Regions from separate parts of the Mus musculus genome. Here region 2 is linked to region 1. The links are chromatin loops, found by intact Hi-C in ENCODE. Cell type or tissue: left cerebral cortex. All regions are shown on one strand.

Evidence for each region. Hi-C counts contacts between places; a loop is a spot of excess contacts. Peaks named below come from ENCODE experiments on the same cell type or tissue, not always from the same donor. Only the 100,000 strongest peaks of a DNase experiment are listed, where the experiment ranks them.
Region 2: a loop joins it to region 1, with 1.9 times the contacts of the local background. A loop is called at or near these places in 1 of 42 quality-filtered maps.

The regions. Positions count from the first base shown.
Region 1 is chr10:42,415,803-42,420,802 of GRCm38, reverse strand. The region is part of intron 5 of Afg1l (AFG1 like ATPase); the gene reads left to right. Among named protein-coding and RNA genes, the nearest start is that of Afg1l, 60 kb to the left of the region's middle. In left cerebral cortex, no CTCF peak of the experiment used is centred here; a DNase peak (open chromatin) is centred at 3,007; H3K27ac peaks cover 1,025 bases.
Region 2 is chr10:42,476,232-42,481,231 of GRCm38, reverse strand. Afg1l (AFG1 like ATPase) reads left to right here and starts at 2,667. Exons shown (of 13, transcript NM_145743.2): 1 at 2,667-2,969. The coding sequence starts at 2,831. In left cerebral cortex, CTCF peaks have their summits at 2,671 and 3,975; DNase peaks (open chromatin) are centred at 564, 2,662 and 3,505; H3K4me3 peaks cover 1,590 bases; H3K27ac peaks cover 1,908 bases.

The DNA of each region.
Region 1 (5,000 bases):
TGCTCAACCATTGAGCTATCCCTTCAGCCTCCCCTGCTGTTTTTTTAAAAAAGATTTATTTTTATTTTAAGTGAATGAGTGTTTGCCTGCATGCATTTAAGTCCACTGCATGTGTGCCTGGTGCTTGCAGAGGGTACCAGGTTTCCTGGAACTGCAGTTATGGATGGTTGTAAGCTGCCGCATGGATGGTAGGAACTAAACCTGGTCTCTGCAAGAGCAGCAACTGCTCTTCGTTGAGCGTCAATCCAGCCCCTCGTCCACGGCTTTAAATGCGCTCACATTCTTTTCTTTGCCTAGTTGAACCTAGCTTTTATCTCTTACATCTGCCTCTGTTTTTTTTTTTTTTTGCTGATTTCTCACTATAAACCCGGCATCAAACAATAACCGTGCCACAGTTGAATGCTAGGCTGGGTTAACTTTTTTCCCTACAACAAATTAAACGCCCACTGGCTTTGAAGTCAGCCTCACTTCAATATGAACATTTCAGGACATGAGCAGATCATATTGCATTCTTGCCAGACTCTAACACAAACAGCCTCTAGCTCATTTCCCACATGGGGTCCTTTTTGCCTAAACCTCATGAACAGTCCTTACTGTCCATGTTTTGTCGTCCTGGTCTTCCAGAACCCCACCAGAATGGCCCAGTAAGCTTTGCTTACAGCAGTCCCTAATAAACATTACTACCTTTGTGTCTAGCACCTCTCAAGCAAAATCAGTATTGTTGATCCCCAAAACTTAAACTTCAGCCCACATTTTCTCCTGTCAATGTCTTGAATTTTCTGATAATTTTTAATTGTTAATAGATGCAAATGGTATCTTATTGATTTATATTATTTGTGCATCAATATAAATTTTCTCAATTGTTTACTTACTAGTTAAATTAGTCTTTTATGAAATGTTTGAGGTATTGCTTATTTATTTATTGGGATGTTACATTCAATCTGTCATATATAGTCTTTATCTTTTTGTTGTTGTTTTTAGGGGTGCTAGAGATGGTCAGTAAGGCCTCTTGCATGCTAGACAACTCCGCCACAGGCTGCGTCTCAGCTCCTTATGTATGTCCCATACTGTTGGGTACTGTTGGGTGATGTTTACTGGGTGTTTTCTATGTGCTTATGTGTTTTTGTTGTTTGTTTTTGTTTTGTTGTGACAAGGCCTCTCTATGTAGCTCTGACTCTTCTGGAACTTGTTTTGTAGACCAGGCTGGCTTCAAACTCACACAGATCTATTTGCCTCTGCCTCCTGAATGCAGGGATTCAAAGTATGCTCCATCCTGTCTGGCCTCTATGATCATCATCATCTTCTTCCTCCTCCTCCTCCTCCTCCTCCTCCTCTTCTTCTCCTTCTTCTCCTTCTTCTTCCTCTTCCCCTTCTTCTTTTTCTCCTCCTCCTCCTTCTCCTCCTTCTAAACAAAAGCTTTATTTTAGTTTTAATTGTATACATGTATGCACATAAATTGGTTGACTGTAAGAAGGAATCATGGATCCCCTGGAGCTGGAGTTATAGGCAGCTATGAGCTTCCTTGCCTGGGTTCTGGGAACTGAGCTGGGGTCCTCTAGATTAACAAGAATTACTCTTAACTGCCAATCCTAATGCCTATGTATTGTACGTGATATCTATCCTTCCGTTTACAATCAAGAGTCTATATAGCAATGTGTTACTACTATGGAGTGTATATAACATATATATATATATATATTAACCCTAGCTAATGTTTCTTGAGACTTTAACATATGTCTTACTAAAGCTTTACAACTAAGTATTGTTGCTGCTTTCATTATATCGATGAGGAAATGGCCAGAGAGGTGATGTGACAAATTGATGGGCATAGAGGTAATGCAGCTTAAATCCAGCATCCTTGCCCCGACTTGGAGCAGCTAAGTTATGTATTTTCCTTAGTATACAAAGTCTTGTATCATGTGTTTAAATATCTCGTAAGGCGTGGTTTTGGTCGATGTTTTAATTTAGTCAGCCTTAAACCTAGTATGACACTTGCTGGATTTATTAAGAGAGAATTTTTTGGAGCTTTATTCTTAGTGCCAGTGTATCTGCAGCTGCTACTTCCCTCTTAAAACTGAACCCTGTCATTCATTAGTGTTGCTGGTTTCGGTCCTTGTGATTGGCCTTTGGGGTGGAGGGAATGAATGTGGTGCCTATTTTATAAGGAGATAAATGGAAATTATTGCTGCTTAGAAGCAAGGGCCCGTCTACCTGTGCTCCTGAATTTAAGGAGGGTTTAAGGTGCTGTCTCAGCAGGATTTAGCTCAGATTTTGCAGTGCAAATTCTCTCGTCGTCATCCTTACCAAGTGTGACATGCAGACATGCTGCTTAGCTTGGCTGAGGGATGTGTCTGCATAGGCTTTATTTTTTTCTTTTCCTTAAGTGTGTTTTAGATGCTGAAATAAAAGAATACCCTGTTCTTAAGATTTTCTTTCAAATATTTATTGTATTGTCTTTGAATATGTTACCTGTTAAACCACTTACTTAGTCTTTGAATACGCTAAACTGCTTATGATTCTGAGGACTTCAGATTCCTGAGGGAAGACATGCCTTCCTAATGTAGTATTTTTTAAAAAGCATTTTGATGAGCAGACCTCTGTGTAAATTCTCCGTAAAGTATCAATATCCTTCAACAGATGCTGTTAGCCATTTTTTTTTTACAAAGCAGGAGTGCATTAAAAACTGCTAATAAAAAGTAGGTGCTTGTTTTTGTGCTAATACTAATTACTGATAATGCATGCTTATGTTTGTCAGTCACTCCGTGGCGTGGTACCAATCAGTGGGTGACTGAGACGCAAGCACTTACACATGGAAATGAGTTACTTTTTTTTTTTTTTAAGTGCGTCAGGATGGAAGGCAACTCTAGGTCATGAAGATCTCTTCTCTGTAATGCAATGTCCCCACTCTCTGCTCGCAGACTACCCTTATTGGTAATCTGTAGCCTTGTCTTTTGTTCCGGATGGTAATGAAATGCTGGGCGCTGAACACCCCAGCTCTCCAAGAATGTGGGGCCAATTGTCTTCTGTTCACTTACACTGTAAAATTACTGTTCCCCAGCAAGGCGGGACAAGTGCAGGGCCAGGATCAAAGAGTCTACACTGGCATCCAGCTGCACTGGGTGACTCCTGCTTTATTAATTAGTCATAGCGCCTCCAAGTTAATTTTCTCAGCTAGCACAATAACACCCTATAATGTAAAAACAGCTAAGTGGAACTCGACCACAAACCCTGACTGTCTGTCTGTTTCATCCATTTCTGGTTTAAGCTTTTGTAACGTGTAACCAGCCGAATATTCTGCTCTGAACCTCGGGGCACAAAAGCTGTTTTTCCTTTTTTTGTTCCAAAAAGCACTGTGGACGTCGTCAAAGGACGGCCTTTGTTTTCCAATATTGAGTCACATTTCATTGATTTTCACTGTAAACTAAATGTATGGAGAAAGCTAGACCTGGCTTCAAAACGGAATTTAAAAGTTCATTCAGTTCCTGCTGAATTTTGCAAGCTCGTTCTGTCCCCTCATCAGAAATGCCACTGGTGTTTAAGCATTTGAAAAGGACCTTCTCTATGAATGTTTTTGTGAGAGCAAAATTTGTCCGTGATCCTGAGCTCCCACTGAGCCCCTTAGTCTCTTTCTTCTTCAGAGAGCACTTGAAGTTCCAGGAAGGCATTTCCAGCAGTTTCTCTTAGGTTATATGTTTTAAAGTCATTGCTTGAGACAAAAAGAACCCCTGCTGTCTCACTGTCCCTCCAGGTTTCCTTTGGTTCAGGTAGGTGGAAAAATCTTCACCATCAGGAAGGTCCTGGGCAGGAAGAGAGAAGCAGGCTAGGCTTGTGCAGCTCAGGTTTGAGGGGCTGTGTTACATGGGGTCAGTTGGTAACCTGTCGTTTCCTGATCAAATAGGGAGATTCCCATGTGTTTCTGTATCCTGTACCAGGGAGTAATTTAAAAAGGCGAGGCGTTAGTAAGTAGTACACGTGAGGCAAGTGTAACGAGCGGGTTCTTGAGATGTGCTGGTAAAGAAAGTCCAAGTACTGCTCTCCCGAGTATCTAAGGACCATTCAGCAGCCGCAGCGGTCAGCCTGTCTTCATCCAGCGTTAGGCTGTGTGTAGAGTTTGCCCCCTGATTGCTGATTTCTTTGTGAACTGTGACAGCCTCTTTTAAAAGTGGCCGATAAGTGGACTTTTTGATTATGGATTTGAAGAAGAAATAATTTTAGAGGAGACGAGTAGCTGTGTTTCTGTTGTCTCACGTAGTTTCGCCTGCCCTCTTTTATGCCTTGTTTAATCTGCATGATGCGTTCCTTGTTTTGCCAGAGGCTGTTTTAAAGCACTGTACCAAGCATCCTGGTTAGGGATGGATTTATTTCTATTTTTTTTTCTTTTTTTCTTTAGCAGGAATATTTGTGTTTGGAAGGTTAGCAGAGGCTGGCATGCTGGAAGTGACTGCAGTGCCTTTGGATTATTCATGGACAGTAATAGAAGGCACTTAAAAAGAACAATGAAATTGCTTATTTCTGTGATGGGCCATCTGTTGAATTGTTTTGTGCAACAATTGCACAATAGTATCTATGTCATATCATTCTATTTTCAACAGCAGCTGATTATGTCTCACTGGCTACTTGTCCTTATTTCTGAAGTCCCATGACCATTAAAAGTCACCTTTCCAGGGACCTTTGCCAGAAAGGTATTAGGAATTGCAAATATCCTGTATATTTTAACGTTGTTATTCTTACTCCCTTGCCTCTGTGTGTGTGTGTGTGTGTGTGTGTGTGTGTGTGTGTGTGTGTGTTGGAAGGGGGTGGTAGGATTAGGAGAGAGTTGCTCATGCTCTAATTAATTGGATTTCCTAAATGCTCCGGATACTTTCCTATGTTTCCTACGTGTGCTTGATGAAGAAGTTAGCATAGAACCACTTGATAATCTGGGTGGAATGATTGACTTGTAGCACAGGATGTGTGAGTTTAAAAGACTGTTCGATGGCCTTTCATGCTTTTAATTATCT
Region 2 (5,000 bases), 60 kb before region 1:
GGGGGGGGGTGGGTGGTAGAAAGGGACCACACACCCCACATTCTCCAGTGTGGATGCTGGGCTCCCTCCATGTCCCCTTCCCAGCAGTGGCATTAAGAATCATGGGTGACTCTGCAACACTTTCCAGTTTTCCGTAACAACCCCTCAGGTCCTTTAAACAGTACACTTTGTATTTTTACTGAAATTACTCTTTCAGTTTAAAAAAAAAATCCTTATAAGCTAGACGTGATTCCAGGTCTGGGGACACAGCTGTGAGCATACCAAGCACAGGGAGCCTCAGTTCTTGGAAGAGCAGATAATAAACTAATCACCTAGCAACGCACAGTGTTGTGGTCTGAGGCTGAAGTGTCACTGTTTACCTACTGTGCACAGCACCTTCAGTTCAGGCTCTGTAGTGTGTAGACTATACAGTAGGTACCATATGGTGTTGAGTGTTGTGGAGAACATAAAATTGGCAGTGTTGTGTGAAATTATAATTTTATATAAGACGAGAATATAAAATTGGGAGTGCTGTGTGAGACTTATTTATTTATTTCAGTTCTGGGTAGTGGAAGACCTTTTTAAAAAAACCAGCTTGTGAGCAGGAGAGACAGCGGAACAGTTAAGAGCACATGGACTGCTCTGTCAAGAGGACCTGGGTTCAACTCCCAATACACATGCAGAGGCTCGCAACCATCCATCTTCAGTTCCAGGAGATTTGGTGCCTTCTTCCAGTCTCCTTAGGTACTAGGCACACATGTGATACATAGCTATGTATGCTGGCAAAACACTCATAAACCTAAAAAAAATTTAAAAACAGGTTGCTTCAGCCAGGCAGCGAGCGGGGCGGCACACTTTTTCTATCCTAGCACTCAGGAGGCAGAGGTAGGCAGATCTCTTTGAGTTCAAGGCCAGCCTGGTCTATGGAGCTAGAGTTCCAAGACTGGATGTGTACATCAGCAGATACGGTTGTTCTGGTCAGAGCTTGGAGAGGGAAGAAGGGAGGGAGGGAGGGAGGGGGGAGAGAGAGAGAGAGAGAGAGAGAGAGAGAGAGAGAGAGAGAGATCCAAATCCATCTTTGAGATCCTGACTGGAAGCTTGGGTTTAAGTCGTAGGAAAGAGGTACAACAACTCAGCCGTCCAGGTCAGGTGTGACCTGTGCATCACTGGCCCACCATTGCCCAGCTCCAGTGTGTCCTACAAGCTGGTTCTGCACTGTCTGAACCGTGTGACGTCACTTCCGGGAGCCCAGCTTCTCCCTTTTCTGGTTGGCACCAGGCTTCAACCTTTTCCTTGTCCCAGCGTGGGATTCTTGGGAGCAGTTTGATTTCTTAGGGCCATTGTTTCAGTAGTGCAATAGCCAAAGGGAAAGAAGACACAAGTGTCTCTTTAGACTATCTTCAGTCCCATCGGGGTGGGTACATACTTTGACATATTAGCAGAGAAAAGGCTTGAAGTTACTCTGCCATACTACACCTTCCATTTCCTGTTTCTTCAGAATTCCTCTTCTGGTGACCACAATTTGGTTTCCTGGAATTCTTCTTAGTGTTCTCTTTTTTGGTCACACAATTGAAACTTTGTTTCCTCCTTCCTAGGAATGCTAGACTTTCTTGTTTTCCATAATTCCCAGCTAAATGTTCAGGTCTTTTAGATATGATCCACGGTTGAAGGGTTTACTTTTTTGTTGTTGTTGTTGTTGTTTTATTTATTTTTAAGGATGTAACTATGTAGTTGGACTTCTAACCCTGCTGTCTACATTTCCCAAATGCTAGGATTGCTGTTTGTGCTTTTTCTTCCCAGACTGGTGAATCTTGGGCTTCCTGCTAACTAGGCAAACACTCTATCAGCTGAACACCACCCGACAACCCCTGGGAAGGTCTTTGTCTTTTGTTAAAAGTTAATCTTGTATGGACTAGAGAAGTGGCTCAACTGTTTAAATAATGTGTAACTTATGCAGCCGACAAGGGTTTGGTTCGTAGCACCCACGTTGAGTGGCCCACAGCTGCCTTTAATCTCAGCCAGCTCTGGGGGGATCAATGCCCACTTCTGGCCTCCAGAAGAATCGCTTTCAATATAGGACACACACACCTAGACAAAAATATAATCTCCGTACTCCTCCACAACAGTGCTCTCTCCTTGATCCCACTATTGTCTTTAGCTGCAGCGTTCATCTAGCCAAAGGGTCGCCAGCCTCAAATGAGGGCAGTCGCAAATTCAAGTGGTCACACCATCCCATGACTGCCACATCCACCAGCTGTCAGTCTGGGCCCTTTGGCTTTCCTGTCCCACTTATAAGCTTCTTCAAAGCATGAAAACATGTGCTATATAGAAGATAATTTCTATTACTCAACAGCTCAAACAGAAAGTGGCAGAAACACATTTCAGGTACCCTTCAGAGACACGTTGGACACCGAAAGAAAAGTAAATTGAGGCTATATTATAGCAGATTGGACGAGGTATAATATATACCTCTTGGTCACCTTCATATTATGCGGTCTTAGAAGGTTCACGATTATTACTACAAGCTACAATTGGTTTCTCAGGCCTGGAGAACTAGGGTTTCAGTGGGGGCGGGGTGGAGAGTTGGTTCTAGCCGCCTCTCAGCGGGGTGGGGCGCACCCGCGACTGTCAGGACACGCCCCCTCAAGGCGCGAGGCCTCTCGGGACTTGTAGTCCCAAGGCCCACCGGAAGGCGTGAAGGGCAGGCGTTGCAGCCTTTCTAAGCTTGAGGTCATCTCTCTTTAACGCTCTCTCATTTTCAGGCGTGGCCTCCTGGAGCGCCACAGCACCCGGCTGCTCCGTCGCGTCTTCTGGGTTACAATAAAGTTTTCCTCCCTGTACGGAGCTCAAGATGGCGGCCTCCTGGTCGCCCTTGGTTACTCTGCGCTCCGCCGCGCGCAGCCGGCTGACTGGGAGAGGTGTTGGGTGCGGGGCGCGGGTCGTCGCAATCCCTCCTCCGGCCCCTGGCCCTGGGAAACCCCTGTGGAAAGGTCAGTGACCGTGTCACGAGCGGGCCGCGCAAGGCCCTGGGGTCACCCCACTGTCTGATCCCTCCCAGCTGCACCCGTGGCTTCACAAGTTGTAAGGATCCTAGAGACGAGTTCGTGTCTATTGACCTTTTGCATCTCGTTGCCCCAAAGAGCGCTGAGCGCCTCAGGCAGCTGCCCAGAGTAACTTCCATTTGAGGGTCAGAGGCCAACCCAGTTCTTCCCCAGGTAACCCAGGCCTGGAGAGGGCAGGTGTGCAAGAGCCCGGCTTGGAGGGATGGGGGTAAGCAAGATGGGGTTGGTGTGTGGGGAGCCTTTCACCCCAACCCATCTGGGCTCTTAAGGCTGGTGATGGACTTAATGGTCATGTCAGTCAGGGACCCTATGCCCCCTCCCCGCCCATTTTCTCGATGCAGTCTTAAATTCCTAGGGCATCACTTTGTCTGTTTGTCTGTCATTTATCTGTTTTGCCCCTGACCTTCGATTCTTTCGTTCTACTGTCATGTGTCTGTGAATGAGTGGTTAGCCAAATTACAATCACGTGGTCTCACTGTGTGGTACAGGCTGGCCACGAACTTGAGAACCTCCTGCTGCTCTTTCCCAGAAGTGCTAATTTTACCTCTCTTCACTGGACTGGTTTCTCAAAAGACAGCAAACCCTGTGTCCTTATTTCCTTGGCACGTAGGATGGTGATTGGTGTCTGATGAGCAGATATTTTCAAATGAACGACGTTATTCTCATGGTCTTCCTCAGTCACCTTTCCTCATCTCCAAGAGCTTCTTTATATACCTTCAAAATCGGATATAATTTAACAGAGTATATATATGCAAATGCCGATTCTCATCGTCTCAAGATAGGTTTTTTTCCCCCCTCAGTCATTGAAATAAATACCAGACTGTGAGCTTTACATGGCCCACTTAGCAAAGGGCCTTGCTATCAAGCCTGAGTTCAATCCCTAGGACCCATATGGCAGAGGGGAAGTACCAACACCCACCACTTGTCCTCTCTTGCGCGCGCGCACGCGCACACACACACACACACACACACACACAAAATAAGTAAAGTAAAAAATATTCCTTTCTATTTTATAAACAAGAGAAATGCTGAAGTATAAATCTCATTAATTGAGTCTGGATTACAGTTTCTGCCCCTTTCTTTACTCCCCCCCCCCACACCCGCCATCAAGAAATAACCCCAGGAGGGTTATTTCTTTTTCCCCTCTTGTTTGAAGTTTCATTTACAAAGCTGGCTTAAACAAAGGCAGGAAGGAAGCCTTGGGAGAGACCATGAGGACAGGAAGGGCAGGATTTGGCTTGATTTTCAGCAGTACTGTGCTTTGAACCCAAGGTCTCCTGTGCACTAGGCCACCCTTCTGCCACAGAGCTATAGGTTCAGTTCTTTTTTTTCTTTTCTTTTTTTTTAGTTTTTTGAGACAGGGTTTCTCTGTATAGCCCTGGCTGTCCTGGAACTCACTTTGTAGACCAGGCTGGCCTCGAACTCAGAAATCCTCCTGCCTCTGCCTCCCGAGTGCTGAGATTAAAGGCGTGTGCCACCACCAGGCCAGTTTTAACCCTCTTAATAGTTAAGGGAAAGCCTTTTCTCAGACAGCAAAGGGGCCCTCTGTTCCAGGGCTCAGGTGCTGATCCTGAGGCTAGACTATCACAGCAGATTTGAGACTGGCTTGTGCTACATAGTGAGTTCAGGTCTAACAACAACCAAGAAATCATATTAGCCAGTGGTGTGTAGGTAGAAACGTGACAACATTGTTAATTCATATGAAGTCTTAAACTAAATGTAAGGAGTTATATGAATGAGTTGGGCCCAGCCCTCGGAGGGAGGCAGGATTACAGTACTCAAGTTTGATAGCTAATATGTGATGAGCCCTTTTCTTTTTTCTTAAAACAATGTACACACTCACATGCAGACACATGTAGCATGTAGATACACACTTTTTTTGTTTGTTTGTTTGGTTGGTTGGTTGGTTTGGTTTGAAAGAGGGTCTTGGCTGGAGCTGGCCTGGGGCTCACTTGCCAG